Regions from separate parts of the Mus musculus genome. Here all the other regions are linked to region 2. Evidence: chromatin contacts called from ENCODE POLR2A ChIA-PET data. All regions are on one chromosome and are shown on one strand. The core of a region is the stretch at or near the end of the contact, and the rest is flanking DNA. Distances in the headings are between cores, read along the strand shown.

What was found. ChIA-PET counts read pairs that join two places held with the same protein, here RNA polymerase II (POLR2A).
Region 1: POLR2A ChIA-PET joins it to region 2 with 40 read pairs in Patski. The contact joins the promoter of Usp5 here to the promoter of Zfp384 in region 2. POLR2A ChIA-PET finds 5 or more read pairs at or near these places in 3 of 5 experiments (Patski and embryonic stem cell).
Region 3: POLR2A ChIA-PET joins it to region 2 with 15 read pairs in Patski. The contact joins the promoter of Gapdh here to the promoter of Zfp384 in region 2. POLR2A ChIA-PET finds 5 or more read pairs at or near these places in 3 of 5 experiments (Patski and embryonic stem cell).
Region 4: POLR2A ChIA-PET joins it to region 2 with 11 read pairs in Patski. The contact joins the promoter of Mrpl51 here to the promoter of Zfp384 in region 2. POLR2A ChIA-PET finds 5 or more read pairs at or near these places in 4 of 5 experiments (Patski and embryonic stem cell).
Region 5: POLR2A ChIA-PET joins it to region 2 with 8 read pairs in embryonic stem cell. The contact joins the promoter of Spsb2 here to the promoter of Zfp384 in region 2. POLR2A ChIA-PET finds 5 or more read pairs at or near these places in 3 of 5 experiments (Patski and embryonic stem cell).

What each region holds. Positions count from the first base shown.
Region 1 is chr6:124,828,037-124,830,736 of GRCm38, forward strand. Usp5 (ubiquitin specific peptidase 5 (isopeptidase T)) reads right to left here and starts at 1,448. Exons shown (of 20, transcript NM_001326594.1): 1 at 1,249-1,448. The coding sequence starts at 1,359. Cdca3 (cell division cycle associated 3) reads left to right here and starts at 2,140. Exons shown (of 6, transcript NM_013538.5): 1 at 2,140-2,237; 2 at 2,467-2,614. The coding sequence starts at 2,495.
Region 2 is chr6:125,007,964-125,010,663 of GRCm38, forward strand. Zfp384 (zinc finger protein 384) reads left to right here and starts at 1,275. Exons shown (of 12, transcript NM_001372420.1): 1 at 1,275-1,536; 2 at 2,418-2,477. It overlaps 4930557K07Rik (RIKEN cDNA 4930557K07 gene), which reads right to left. Exons shown (of 4, transcript NR_130997.1): 4 at 2,213-2,431.
Region 3 is chr6:125,164,415-125,167,114 of GRCm38, forward strand. Gapdh (glyceraldehyde-3-phosphate dehydrogenase) reads right to left here and starts at 1,359. Exons shown (of 7, transcript NM_008084.3): 1 at 1,138-1,359; 2 at 857-897. The coding sequence starts at 879.
Region 4 is chr6:125,190,757-125,193,456 of GRCm38, forward strand. It overlaps Mrpl51 (mitochondrial ribosomal protein L51), which reads left to right and starts at 1,444. Exons shown (of 3, transcript NM_025595.3): 1 at 1,444-1,677; 2 at 1,760-1,870; 3 at 2,467-2,700. The coding sequence starts at 1,599. The coding sequence ends at 2,663. Ncapd2 (non-SMC condensin I complex, subunit D2) reads right to left here and starts at 830. Exons shown (of 32, transcript NM_146171.1): 1 at 742-830.
Region 5 is chr6:124,807,661-124,810,360 of GRCm38, forward strand. It overlaps Spsb2 (splA/ryanodine receptor domain and SOCS box containing 2), which reads left to right and starts at 1,258. Exons shown (of 3, transcript NM_013539.2): 1 at 1,258-1,370; 2 at 1,567-2,309; 3 at 2,609-2,700. The coding sequence starts at 1,646.

The DNA of each region.
Region 1 (2,700 bases), core at 198-2,697, 180 kb before region 2:
GAGAACACTCAAGTAACTCTTCAGATGAAAATAAAAGGTGCTGGCTTCATCGCTGGTGGAAAACCGTGCCGGGCAATCATCCTTTACTTCTACTAAGGCCAACCTGAGAGAAGCAGAGCTTATCTGGGGCGCTGATCAAAGCCCAGCAAACCAAGCAAAGCACAAATCACAGGACTGGTCCTGAAGTGGGCATCACATTATGCTGCTATACTTGGCACTGGGGATGCATTAATGAAGCCTTTCCAGTCTGACTTGCAGTTTTCAGGCCATGAGCTGGTCTGGCTTAAAGCTCTGGGCAGGGCCCAACAACCGCTAGAGGGGAGGGGTGATGAAGGGGGCGGATCCCAACCAAACTGCGGCCCTTTCAGTTAGGGCCTGAAGGCTCCTCTCTGGCTGAAGATGACACAGGAAGGCAGAACTGCAGGAAGGGAGGTACAAGGTGGAGCCTGCAGAACGTGAAGCACGGTGTGGGTGGCGGCTTTGTCTAACTAGACAAGAGTGGGAGCAAGACGAGAAAGGGGCCTTAGCATCCTCCAAAGAAACCCTTTCTAAGGAATACTTGAGAGAGGGGTTGTCTCGGCAACCTGTGAAGGACGGAGGAATGGGAGGGGTCGCGGCTATAGTTCACTTCAAAGGAAAAAACGACTAGAACTCTCCATTGGGTATTTTTCCTCCTCCCTGACCAATGGCCCACCTCCTCATCCCCTGTCCAAATTAACCACTAGTGGAGGCTATTTAACTCAGTGTTTCTCTAAATCGGACTTCTTCACAGATTGGCATCCTCTTCCAGACTAGAAGCTGCAGGATACATACCTTCCCAATCTCAACCCTTGCCCTGAACAGCGGGGAGTCGCCCCTACTCCTCCCACATGAAACTACAAAACCCGGAGAGCCCTGCGCAACGTGCAAGGCCACATTCAAGGGTTTTTCTGGGAGTCGCCTGGGGGATGTAGTTCGCCGTACGGGTTACAATTCGAACTTAGAATAGGAACTAGGGACATGGCCAACTACAATGCCCATAATGCTTCACGAGACCAGGAGTGGGCAAGGCGAGAGCTGTAGCTTCCGGGAGTGGTAGTCATACTACAGCTACAGAGAATGAAAAGCAAAAGCAGAGAGGTATGGAGAAAACTACAAGTCCCAGGGTGCATCGCAAGGAGGCGGTAGCCCAAGGTTTGCAGGCCTGGCCGAATGACCAGGGCAATGGAAGGAAGTCGTGGTCGTCGCGGGCGTGGGGAATGGGCTTACCGGCGTGTCGAAAGAGAAAGCGCACTCGTCTTTATGGACCCGGTCTCCCGCCTTGGGGACACGGATCGTCGGTAACACTGACAGCAGCGCCTCTTCACTCAGCTCCGCCATGACACCGGCAGCAGCTCCTCCTCACACAGCAGCTCCCACTGTACCTAGTACCGCCCCCCTCCGTCTCTCGCATCCAATGAGCGCGACTCAGTGTGCGCATGCGCTAAAGGCAAGACGCGCGAGATCGGCAGTTGGACCCAGCCTGCCTCCTGGCGCTCCACCCTCTGCCCCCACTCAGCGAATACCAATAAAAAGCGCCGCGGGTACAACTGATGGCCGAAAGGACCAATCCTGCTCTCCCAGGGCAAGTGCTCATGTGGCGGTTCCAGGAGGGCTGGGAGTTGCAGGAGCTGTGATTCAAGGACTCTAGAATGCCTTACGTGCAGAGCAGAAACTGTGAATTGTTTAAACGCATTGATTACTGAAACTTTGCCAAGGACTCGTCCAATCAGAAAGCACTTGTCTTGGTATTTGAAAAGCAGTAGTCAATGAGGCGATTTTGAGAGATGCGTGATAACTCCGTCAACCAATAAGGATGGCTGTTTCGCTTTAGACAAACCATATTAACTCCGTCTCCAGCTGGCTTTGTGCATACAGTCTGATAACTCATTCTATTTTGTTTAATGAAACAGAAAGGCCGAGTGGCACCCATCAAGTCCACCGCTGTCAGGCTGATACTAAACAAAAGTCCCCAGCTCACGGAGCCACCACCGGAGGGCAAGCCAGTCCTCAGCCCATTGGCCAGTCCTCATGATAGACATCCTTCAGACCAATGGCTTTCTGCTCCGGAAGGCGCATTTTCCACAACTGGCCTATGAGAGTCTGCTTCGGCTTAGCCAATAGGGTCGGGGCAGGGGGCGTGGAGGGAAGTTTGAAACTCCGGGCTTTGGGAGTTATTTCTCTAGCTGGTGTTCGGGCAGAGGTCGAGCTGGGGCCCGGTAAGTAATGTGAATGAATTAGTGGTTAAATACGAAGGCTCCCGCAGACCTGACTGCTCTGTTAAAAATCTCCATTCGTTATCCTTGCAGAGTTCTCTGGGCTAGCGACCCGGAGGTTCCTCTGCTGGAAGCTGGGAAGATCGGGTGGGTATGGGGTCAGAGGTCCGACACGGAAGCAGTAAGCTCTGAGTCTCTTCTGACGGACGTCCCTTCCTCTGCATCTGCACAGCCGGGCCCCGTCCCCAGCCCCAGTGGAGATGGGTTCGACTCAGAGCGTCTCAGGCACTCCAGCACGGCCTCTGCCACGCAACAAGCAAGTGGCTCGAGTAGCAGACCCTCGTTCACCTAGTGCTGGCATCCAGCGCACTCCTATTCAGGTATACTGGGCTGGGCTGGGGAATGCAGGGAGGCTGTCTGGATGCGGGCCTCTGCCTAGCTTGTTTACATGAGCCCTCATTCCCAC
Region 2 (2,700 bases), core at 25-2,524:
CCGGTAAGAAGATAAGAGATGTGGGTGTTGGCAAAAAGAAAAGACCAAAGTGAAAAGAGTAACGGAGTGGTCAGAGGAAGACCGATTGAACTTTGATAGCACCGATCCCGAAACCTCAAACAACTATGGGCCTTCTTACCTTTCTTGAATATTCAAAGAAATTAGTTTCCCCCACTCTAGCTCAGCAAAAAGACATTCGGGAAGATCCAAGAAAAAAGGGTAACGTCCTACAACAACCTAGTCCATTAAGAAATGAGCTGTGACTCCCGTCTTTTTAAGATTCCGCATGGTCGGACTGGAGAGATGGCTCAGTGGTTAAGAGCATCGACTGCTCTGCCAGAGGTCCTGAGTTCAATTCCCAGCGATCATGGCTCACAACCATCTGTAATGGGATCCAATGCCCTCTCCTAGTGTGTCTGAAGACAGCTTCAGTGTACTCAAATAAATAAAAAAATAAATAAATCTTTGCCGGGCGTGGTGGCGCACGCCTTTAACCCCAGGCAGAGGCAGGGGGATTTTTGAGTTCGAGGCCAGCCTGGTCTACAAAGTGAGTTCCAGGCCAGCCAGGGCTATACAGAGAAACCCTGTCTCGAAAAATAAATCAAAAAGGATTCCGCATGGTGAAGAGTTGGCTCAGCTGGCCGCTCCTCCAGAGGACCGGAGGTTCGGTTCCCAGATCGCACACAGTGAAGCTGGAAGCAGGTAGCGGTAACTCCTGTACACACACGGCATGCATAGGCACAGATAAACGCACATAAAAGTAAAGCAAATCTAGAAAAAGAGGGGCGATCTAAACTGTCTTTAGTGTCTTGATGCATAATTCATGAACCCGTCTAGCTTCCATCCTCCCACTTCCCCAGAGGTCTCTTCCGGAAGCCCGGGAACGCTCTCCTGATGCTCAGCTTCAGCCCTTTAACACACGCTGCCTTCACGTCCGGTTTGGGCGTCACATCCACCGAGCGCTCCACCGGTCCCCGGGTAAGGAGCTACTTCCGCCCTTACGTGTCGTAACTTCTGCCCTCAAGATGTCCGAGCCCTAACAGCACCGGATGTGCTCGAGCGGCTCTCGGAAGTGACTCGGACTCTGACCTGTTTCCCCCCCCTTTCCTTTCCTGCTGCCGCCCTCCCCCCGCTACTTTCCTCCCCCCCCCCGTTTTCGTTTCCGGCTCTCCCGCCTTCTCCGAGAAACGACTGCACATTGAAGCTGTTGGGGGGGGTGGGGGGGGAGTGGGCGTGGAGGACTCGGGGTTCCCGGGAGCACGAGCCGCAGCACCACTTCCGGGTGAGTGTCCAGGAGGGCGGGGGCCCCCCCACACCTCGCCTCGCGCCCCCGCCCTGCGGGTGTCTCGCGCGCCGCCCGGCCGAGCGTCGGGGTCCGTCTGGCGCCTGCGGTGCATGCCGGCGAGCCCCGCCTCGCGGTTCCGAGCCCGCGCCCCGCGGGTCCTCCCGCTCCCTCGGCTCCTTCCTTCCCCGGTGACCGCCGCCCCTCCCGCGCGCTGGCTCTGGCGCTGGCGTCGCCGCCGCCGCCGCCGCCTGGTGAGTGTCGCGCCGCTGCAGTCGGTGCGCGCCGCTGCCCCTCGCTCCTCCCCCCCCCCCTTTACCTCGGGCGAGTGGGGAGGGGGGGGTCCACGATGGGACTGTGAGTGCGACTGTCCCGGAACCGGAAGTGGCGGCGGTGGAGGAGCGGGCGCTGAGGAGGAATGGGGGGGGTTTAGGGGGCGGGTGCCTGTCTAGTGGGTGGCAGAGTTCAGCTCCCTGGAGGGGTGAAGGAGGGACGTCCCAGAGACCGGTCTTTGAGGAAGGAGTGGGACTTGACATCGGGAGGAAGGACCGGGTTCGGTGTCTCGGGGGAGCGAAGGTTTTAGGGGGACAGCTGGGAGCCTCCAGTATATAGACCACTGAAGGTTGAAGGAAGTACTTCTTGGCACAAGGCCTTGGGTAGGAAGGGGGCGAAGTCCTAGCTGAAGTGTGTGTGTTGGGGGGTTGGGGGGGCGAGGCTAGAGGAAGTGGCTGGGCCCGAACTTGGCACTGTGCCTGACACAGGGCTAGGGCATCCCCCCTACCCTCAGCTTTGCTTTCTAAAGCCACTTCCCAGGAGCAGGGACCTTCCTTCACCTCTGACTCCTGGTTCCCTGTAGCCCTGGGGGGAACGAAGAATTAAGTGTCTGAGCCCAGGAGTGGAACCCAAATGCTGCTAATAGAATTCATCTTAGTTTTGGGGAACTGGCTTTATTTCCCTTATGTACACTTAGTGGGTGTCACTCAACGCCTGTGACTCTAGCCCTTCCATCCTTGGATTGTTGGTTGGGGAAGCTGTCCGCTTTCCAAATTGCTGACAGTCAACTTGTGAGGCTCTCCACAGTTCTCTGGTGGCCTTTACATACTGGCCTCTGTAACCTAGACAATTTTGTTTCCAGAAAGTTCAGGAGCCCTGGAAAGGAGAAGGAATAAGACGACAGGAGGAAGAGAGAGAGAGGGTAAGACAATCTTGGTTTAATGATTTGGGGAGAGATGGGGTCATCTCAAATGGTTTTTCTTTTTTTTTTTTCCTTTACAGTGTGATAGAATTATTGAAGTAACCAACACCAGCGCTTGCAGAGAGAGAGATAAAAGCCTTTTCTTATTGTTTCCCATAGTACCCAGGAGGTTTTTGTGTAAAAAATTGGTAGTTTCTTTGTTACCCTTTCATGGCCACTGGTA
Region 3 (2,700 bases), core at 109-2,608, 160 kb after region 2:
TGGGAAGTGCAGGGGATGGAAGGGGCTGCTACTACAGGAGCCATTTTGTGGTGGAAAATTTCTTTTCAGAACCACCATGACTCAGCTCCCCATCCCACGGCTCTGCACTACGCCATAACTACCTCTGGGGTTGGGAGGTCAAGCGGACCTCTGTAAGTCCGCTTTGATTTTCAGAGAATAATCTAGAATACGCATTATGCCCGAGGACAATAAGGCTCAAGGGCTTTTAAGGCTAATAAGGTGAGACAGATTGTGAGGTAGAACTCTCTCGAGAGCACGGAAGCCTTGCATCACCTGGCCTACAGGATAAAGGACACTCCACCCAGCCGAGAGGAATGAGGTTAGTCACAAGCTAGGAAGAAGGAAGGCCTAAGCAAGATTTCATAACGGCGGTTCATTCATTTCCTTCCCGTTTGCAACATGGCGGCGGCCAGTTACCCTAAAGGAAGCCCAAGCCTGGGAGATGATGCGCAAAGGTATGCACCTCACAACGCCATGCCACCGACCCCGAGGAAGGGGGAGATGGGGGAGGGGCTTCCCTCCTGGCACGTGACTCCTCAGGGCGCGAAAGTAAAGAAAGAAGCCCCGGACTGGGGATTACGGGATGGGTCTGAACGGGCGCGTGGGGTTGTTCCTAATACTTAAGACTCCGGGCCGCTCATCCCCGCAAAGGCGGAGTTACCAGAGGTGCAGCAGCTGGGGGCCGCAAGTGCGAGCCATCGCCAGGTCCGAGCGCTGACCTTGAGGTCTCCTTGGGCGCTTCGGCCACCTCATCCACCTCCCCACAGTACTGCAGAGCCCCCGGGTCAGCAAGACCTGCGTAGGCAACGGAGCAGGGCCCCGCCCTGGAACTCACCCGTTCACACCGACCTTCACCATTTTGTCTACGGGACGAGGCTGCAGGAGAAGAAAATGAGATTAGCGTGGCCCGAAGGACACCAGGCAGTCCCCTCCCCCACCCCGCCTCCATTCCCGCCGTGCGCCCCATCACGTCCTCCATCATCCCCCCCCTGCAATGCGGAGCCTGGGTCCGGCTTGCACACTTCGCACCAGCATCCCTAGACCCGTACAGTGCCCACTCCCCTTCCCAGTTTCCGACTGTCCCCGGCCTCCTGCGGCCCACTCCGCGATTTTCACCTGGCACTGCACAAGAAGATGCGGCCGTCTCTGGAACAGGGAGGAGCAGAGAGCACCAGGGAGGGCTGCAGTCCGTATTTATAGGAACCCGGATGGTGGGGGGGAGCTGATGACGCGCGCCCCGCCTCCCGCCCTGCTTATCCAGTCCTAGCTCAAGGGCGCAGAGGCCTGAGCTACGTGCACCCGTAAAGCCGCGAGTAGCTGGGCCTCTCTCATTTCCCCTCCTCCCTCTCTTTGGACCCGCCTCATTTTTGAAATGTGCACGCACCAAGCGTGTGGGCTCCGAACTGATAGGGGGAGGGGAGCTGAGATTGCCCCGCTCAGGAGGTGACCGGGTGATGGTTCCCAGGATAGGACTCAGGGAATACAGACTATGAACTTAAGGACGAGGAGTCCTTGGAGTGTGCACCAAGGACATCCAGGACCCAGAGACCTGAATGCTGCTTCCCGAGTAAAATGGGAGAACAGGGGAAATGGAGAAGTGTGGGTCTCCCTGCCACTGCATCATCGAACCTCTCCCCATTATTGAAAAGGCTGCGGAAAAGTTGAGGATCTTCTCCTCGTTGTTCTTCGGTAGTGACACAGCAACCCCCCCCCCCGAAAAAAAAAAGAGTGGAAGAAAATGCCAGGGTGGGGGCACTTTTCCTCCCGCGGGAGCCCTCAGGAGCCCCATTTCCCTATCTGCCCCCCCCCCCCTCCTGGCTTCTGTCTTTGGCCAGAGGCCTGGCTTGTGTACCGCGCTGTGAGGGCAAGGGGGTGGCCAGGAAGACGCTTGAAAAGGAGATTGCTACGCCATAGGTCAGGATGCCCTGCAGCCTGGAAACCTGATAATTGAGACTTACAAACACTCTCCTGAGTTTACCTGATGAACCTAAGCTGGGACCCCGGGGTAAGGGCAGCATCCCTCTTAAGGGTTGAATTGGAGGAGGCTCAGAGGCCTCCTATAGTATCCCTCCTCGGAACCTGAGAGCTGCCCCGCCCAGGCTAGGAGACACTGCCCCTTTCACCCACTGTAGCCCCAGGGTGGAGAGTTGGGACGTGAGGGCGGAAGTCCCTCCCCATCCAGGGACGTGCTGACTGGCCCTGGAGCCAGGGACTCTCCTTTTTTGGCTGCCCTCGTGGACACAGGGTGAGATCAGTGAGGGGAGAACACAGGAGAGGAAATATTATACCCCTGAGCCAGGACAGGGAAGCCCCTAGCCTCTTGCCACAAGTGGAAGGGAGAAAAGGCATTCTTTGGTTTTATTTTGTCTTTTCGAGACCGGGATTCTTCACTCCGAAGGGTAGGGAGGCTGGGAAGGGTGGAAGGGCTTGGGAGCACTGTAGCAGGTGCAGGGCAGGGGGACTCTGGCGCCTCTTTGCTAGGCCAGTGCAACATGAAACCAGCCCCCTGCTCATCTAGCTCAAGAGCCTATTGCTAAGTTTAGCTGGCCTGGTGATAACCTTTGCTTAAAAGGCAGGGAGCACGCTGGGCTGCACCCCAAATCTAGTCTTGGCTCCTTGCCCTTCCAGATTGCCCTACCTCCTTGGGGCCCCAGAGCCAAGGCTGTGTTAGACTGACAG
Region 4 (2,700 bases), core at 194-2,693, 180 kb after region 2:
TATATTAACTGTATGATATTTTAAAATAATATATCACTATTAGTTTTTTAAAAATCAACACAAATAGATCAAGTGAGCATAATTCTTATTATTCTGACACTAAGTCATTGAGTCTCATGGTCTCTGTAAAATGGTGTTGCTCTGGGGATCAAAAGAATCAAGGGATAAAAACTAGTCAATAGCCAGGGGTGGTGGAACATGTGTATAAAGGCAACATTAGAAGGCTGAGGCAGGAGGACTGCTGAGTTTGATGTCAGCCAGGACTGCAGTGAGGCTGCAAGGAGTACATCTCAACAACAACAACAACAACAACAACAACAACACAACAACACAAGACAATACTAATGAACTATTAAGTGACAATCAGTGTATACATACAGACTTATTGCTTCCATTTTAAAGTGAAAAAAATCCTTAAGAAATATTTTACTGAGCATTGGGGTTCCAGCCCAATCAATGGAATGGAAGGACATTAACTTCTACTTATCCTGTGCCTGATTTCAGTCTCATGGGGTGCAGAACGAAACAACCAAATTTACACATTGGGTAGTAAGGCTATGCGATTTTGCCCACACCACACATTCAGATTCTGATCTGTCAGACACACAGCCATACTGGATCTCAAGGGCATCCCTACCAGACCGTCGCTCCCGACCGCACTCCGGCAAAGGCTGCGTCACGTCCTGGACCTGCTTTTTCTCAACCTTTCCCTTCCCAACCTTTCGCACTGCCACATCTCACCTGGACCCCGCGACACCCCTCACCCGCCGCTTCTTCAACCGGAGAGCCCCCTGCTGAAAAGGAAGGAAGAAAACAATAGGGCAGGATACGCGCCAAACAACGAGATGGTTTTCAAGCTAGCGGAGGAACCGGCCAATCCGCGGCAGGCTGAGACGGAGACCCGCCTCAGCGCCAGGCGTCGCGCTCGCGGAGCCCGCAATTCCCTGTTCAAACCTCAACGGCTGCCAGGAGGCCAATCGCGACAGAGGCTGGAGAAGCCAACCAATCACAGCCCCGGGGGCGGGGCAAGCGGGCGAGGGGCGTGGCCCCGAGTCTGCGCTTTCCCGGCATCTCTACCGTAGTCGGCTAAGCATGGTCACCCGTTGTCTCTCCGCGGGCCGCCTAAAGCAGTCCAGCTTTTAACCATGTGGCGCCCGGCCCTGTACACTCCGGGAATATACTGCCCCAGCAAAACTCAGCTTGCCGTAGCGCCAGGCTCCCGTCCTCCACTTCCCTCACAGTTGAGGACGCGCAAGGGACAGGAGAGAGCTTATTTTAACGGAATTTCGGTTTGGGGGCGTCCTTTCCTGCGACAACAAACACCGCAGCGGTTCCATTCTTCCAGGGGCTAAACCGGAAGTATTTGACTGGACGCGCCTCACAGGCCGGAACTTGGAGGGCGGGGCTTGTGGCTGTGCGAGCCACCTTGGGATGACTCCCTAAGCTACCTGGGTAAGGCCCAAAATGGCTCCTCTTACTGTCACTACCGTGTGAGTCCCGCCTGGGACTGTAATCTGTGTCTTGGCTTTGGAATTCACACCCGCTCCCCATTTTTCCGGCTGGTTTGCTGCCCCTACTGAGGCGGACAGGCTAGAGTAATGGCAGGGAGTGTCCCTTGGGCGGCAAGTAGGAGACTGTGGGGCTGGGTGCCCTCGGCATGCCGAAGCTTCTCTCTGGGTAAGTGGCTTAAGTGTAGTAGGACGGCCGGCTAACGGCTTGTCACTGGGCAGTGCTGATTCATGCTTCTGTCCTTCCCTAGGCGTCCCACGGTTGGCCTTCGTAAGGCTCACTCTTCCACCTCCCAAAGTGGTTGATCGCTGGAACGAGAAGAGGGCTCTGTTTGGCGTCTACGACAACATTGGAATCCTGGGTAGGACGCGATTCCTGGTTTCTGAAGGATTAGTATGCTCTCTTGACTCTTTCGGTTTTATTTGTGGAGAGAATAGTAATGTGCCCGGGGCAAGCCTGGGGGCACAAACCTGTTACACGGGAGATGAAGCCAGGCAAGACCAGTCTGAGATGCGGAGAATAGTGAGGAGTGCGGGACTCAGTCTCACTAACACAGTAGTGGGCAGGTCTGAGGGCCAAAGCGAGTAAATGGGAGTGTCAGTATTTGAACCCAGACATTTCTGGCTGCAAAGTCTTTACTCCTTTCTTTCTTTCTTCTTTTTTAAATAAGATTTTTGTGTTTTCTGAATGTGTACCGTGTACTGCTCAAGCAATGCCTGCAGGTTCAGGGTGACTTCCTAGAACTTCCCTTTCAGGCAGTCGTGAACCTTCAGTTGAGAGTGCTGGGGAATCCTTTGGAAGAGCAAGTGTTACAAAGACTCTGTCCCTTGTACTAGACTGGTGTGTGCCTTGTCTGTCAGTAGTTCTGATCAGGGAGATGAAACTGTGTTGAAGGCCTAGTTGGGCTAGGCTGACTTCTCTTCTCTTGAAACTAGTATATATTCTGTCACGTTACAGGGAATTTCGAGAAGCACCCAAAAGAACTGATCAAGGGCCCAGTATGGCTTCGAGGCTGGAGAGGAAATGAATTGCAGCGTTGTGTCCGAAAGAAGAAATTTGTGGGAAACAGGATGTTCATTGAGGACCTGCATAACCTTAACAAACGGATCAGCTATCTCTACAAACACTTTAACCGACATGGGAAGTACAGATAGGACGGGAAATGTGTCACCCTGGAGAAGGGGAACAGGA
Region 5 (2,700 bases), core at 8-2,507, 200 kb before region 2:
GAAAGCAGAGCTAAGAGAAACAGGGATTCAAGACCAGCTCTTGGCTACAGAGCCCGTCCTGTCCTAGGATGGGCTACAAGAGACTATTTCAAAGCCATCCAAACAACAATAACTACAACAACAACAAGGTTAAAATTAGGCTGGGCACAGGGTACACACCTTTAATGCCAACACTCAGGAGGCAGAGGCAGGCTGATCAGTGTGAGTTTGAGTTCAACGTGGTCTACATAGGGAGTTCTAGGCCAGCAGAGGTTACAGTCTCTCTCTCTCTCTCTCTCTCTCTCTCTCTCTCACACACACACACACACACACACACACACACACACACACACACGGTGGCATTATGGGATTTTTTTGGGATAAGGTTTCTCTGTCTAGCCCTGGCATAGATTCACTCTGTAGACTAGGCTAGCCTTGAACTCAGAGATCCGCCTGCCTCTGCCTCCCAAGTGCTGGGATTATAGGTGTTGCACCACCACTGCCCAGCCACTTTGGGATTTTTGAACTGTTATCAAGAGGCTTTCGAGGAGGTCAAACTTCAACAGCAACCTCTCCATGATAATGTAGCTAATGATCAAACGACACTCAAAACTAACCCTTAAAGCACACATCCACCAGACAGCGTGCCCACTCGTAGTTCCATTACTCAGGAGGCTGAAGCAGGAGGATGAAGGACTAAGGCTTCAGCAACCTAGGGAGCCGCAGGGGACAGTAGTCTCAATCCCTACATTCTCCTGAACACAGGAGCAGGAGTTCAGGAAGGGTGTCAAGGCCGCTTACTGATCTTAGGGCCTCAGGAATGACTAGCTCAGGCAGAGAGAGCAAAGGTCTCCAGTGGAGAAGTCTACACACACACACACACACACACACACACACACACACACACAGAATCCAAGGCGATGACGTCATCAAAGGGTTAATTCTAGTCTGGGATGGGGGGGAGGGTGGGGCACGCAGCTGTCAGGTGGCTTTGGAAAAATAAACTGCTGAAGAGTCTGACGCCAGGGAGTCCTGGGAGGGACAAGAGGTTACCCACTCAAAGAGTGTGCTCCACAAAGCATGCGCGCTTGTCCACGTCTGGAGTCGTCACTTATTTTTTGCCTGGATTCTTTGTAGCCGGTGGGTTCTCAAGGCGGTAAGTGGTGTGGCCGCCGTGGTCTGGGAGGTGACGATAGGGTTAATCGTCCACAGAGCCCAGGGGCGGAGCGCGGGCGGGCGTCCGCAGCCCCGCTGGAGCCGGAAGCAGTGGCTGGTCAGGGGCGCTTCTAGCCTTCCCTATCTGTACTTCCACAGAGGTCTCTGCGAGCTAGGGGGACAGTGAGGTGCGGGGTAGGGGCCCGGCGTTAGAGCCAGCAAGGGGACGGTTCACGGTAAGGTCTGAGGGAGAGAGAGCTCCTGAGAAACTTGGGGGGCGCGACACAGATAGGGTGAAAGCAGAGTGATAGACCTGGGATGGTTAGGGGACCAAGGGAAGACCAGGCTGGTTGGCATACACCGGTGAACGGATGGGAGTCCTAGGGAAAGATGATGCGCCTAACAGTCCTTTCTGTCTCCACACCACTCCAGGGGACGATCCGGAGCTCAACTTTCAAAAGCGAGACGCCCCAGCAAGCCTGTTTTGAGAAGTTCTTCAGCGGCTCTCCTCATGGGCCAGACGGCCCTGGCAAGGGGCAGCAGCAGCACCCCTACCTCGCAGGCTCTGTACTCGGACTTCTCTCCTCCCGAGGGCTTGGAGGAGCTCCTGTCTGCTCCCCCTCCTGACCTGGTTGCCCAACGGCACCACGGCTGGAACCCCAAGGATTGCTCCGAGAACATCGATGTCAAGGAAGGGGGTCTGTGCTTTGAGCGGCGCCCTGTGGCCCAGAGCACTGATGGAGTCCGGGGGAAACGGGGCTATTCGAGAGGTCTGCACGCCTGGGAGATCAGCTGGCCCCTGGAGCAAAGGGGCACACACGCCGTGGTGGGCGTGGCCACCGCCCTCGCCCCGCTGCAGGCTGACCACTATGCGGCGCTTTTGGGCAGCAACAGCGAGTCCTGGGGCTGGGATATTGGGCGGGGAAAATTGTATCATCAGAGTAAGGGCCTCGAGGCCCCCCAGTATCCAGCTGGACCTCAGGGTGAGCAGCTAGTGGTGCCAGAGAGACTGCTGGTGGTTCTGGACATGGAGGAGGGGACTCTTGGCTACTCTATTGGGGGCACGTACCTGGGACCAGCCTTCCGTGGACTGAAGGGGAGGACCCTCTATCCCTCTGTAAGTGCTGTTTGGGGCCAGTGCCAGGTCCGCATCCGCTACATGGGCGAAAGAAGAGGTGAGATACGGACTAGGTGTGGGGAGATCACTACTCTTGGCAATGGTTTGGGCTGGAAACTCATGGTTGGAGCACAGGAAGTAGGCTTCTTGTCACTTTGGCCTGTCACTTAGATGGCCTTGGATCTAGCTTCACTCCCAATCCCTATTGGATGTGATGCACAAATTCAGAGCCTTTGGGTCTCCCTCAGCTGAGGTGGCGGTGGAAATGGAGGAAGAAGGAAGGGTGCCTGAGCAGGATCTCAAGTTCAAGGATGCCTGGAGTTGCTTACTTACCTTGTCTTCCTTCTCTCTCCGCAGTGGAGGAACCACAATCCCTTCTGCACCTGAGCCGCCTGTGTGTGCGCCATGCTCTGGGGGACACCCGGCTGGGTCAAATATCCACTCTGCCT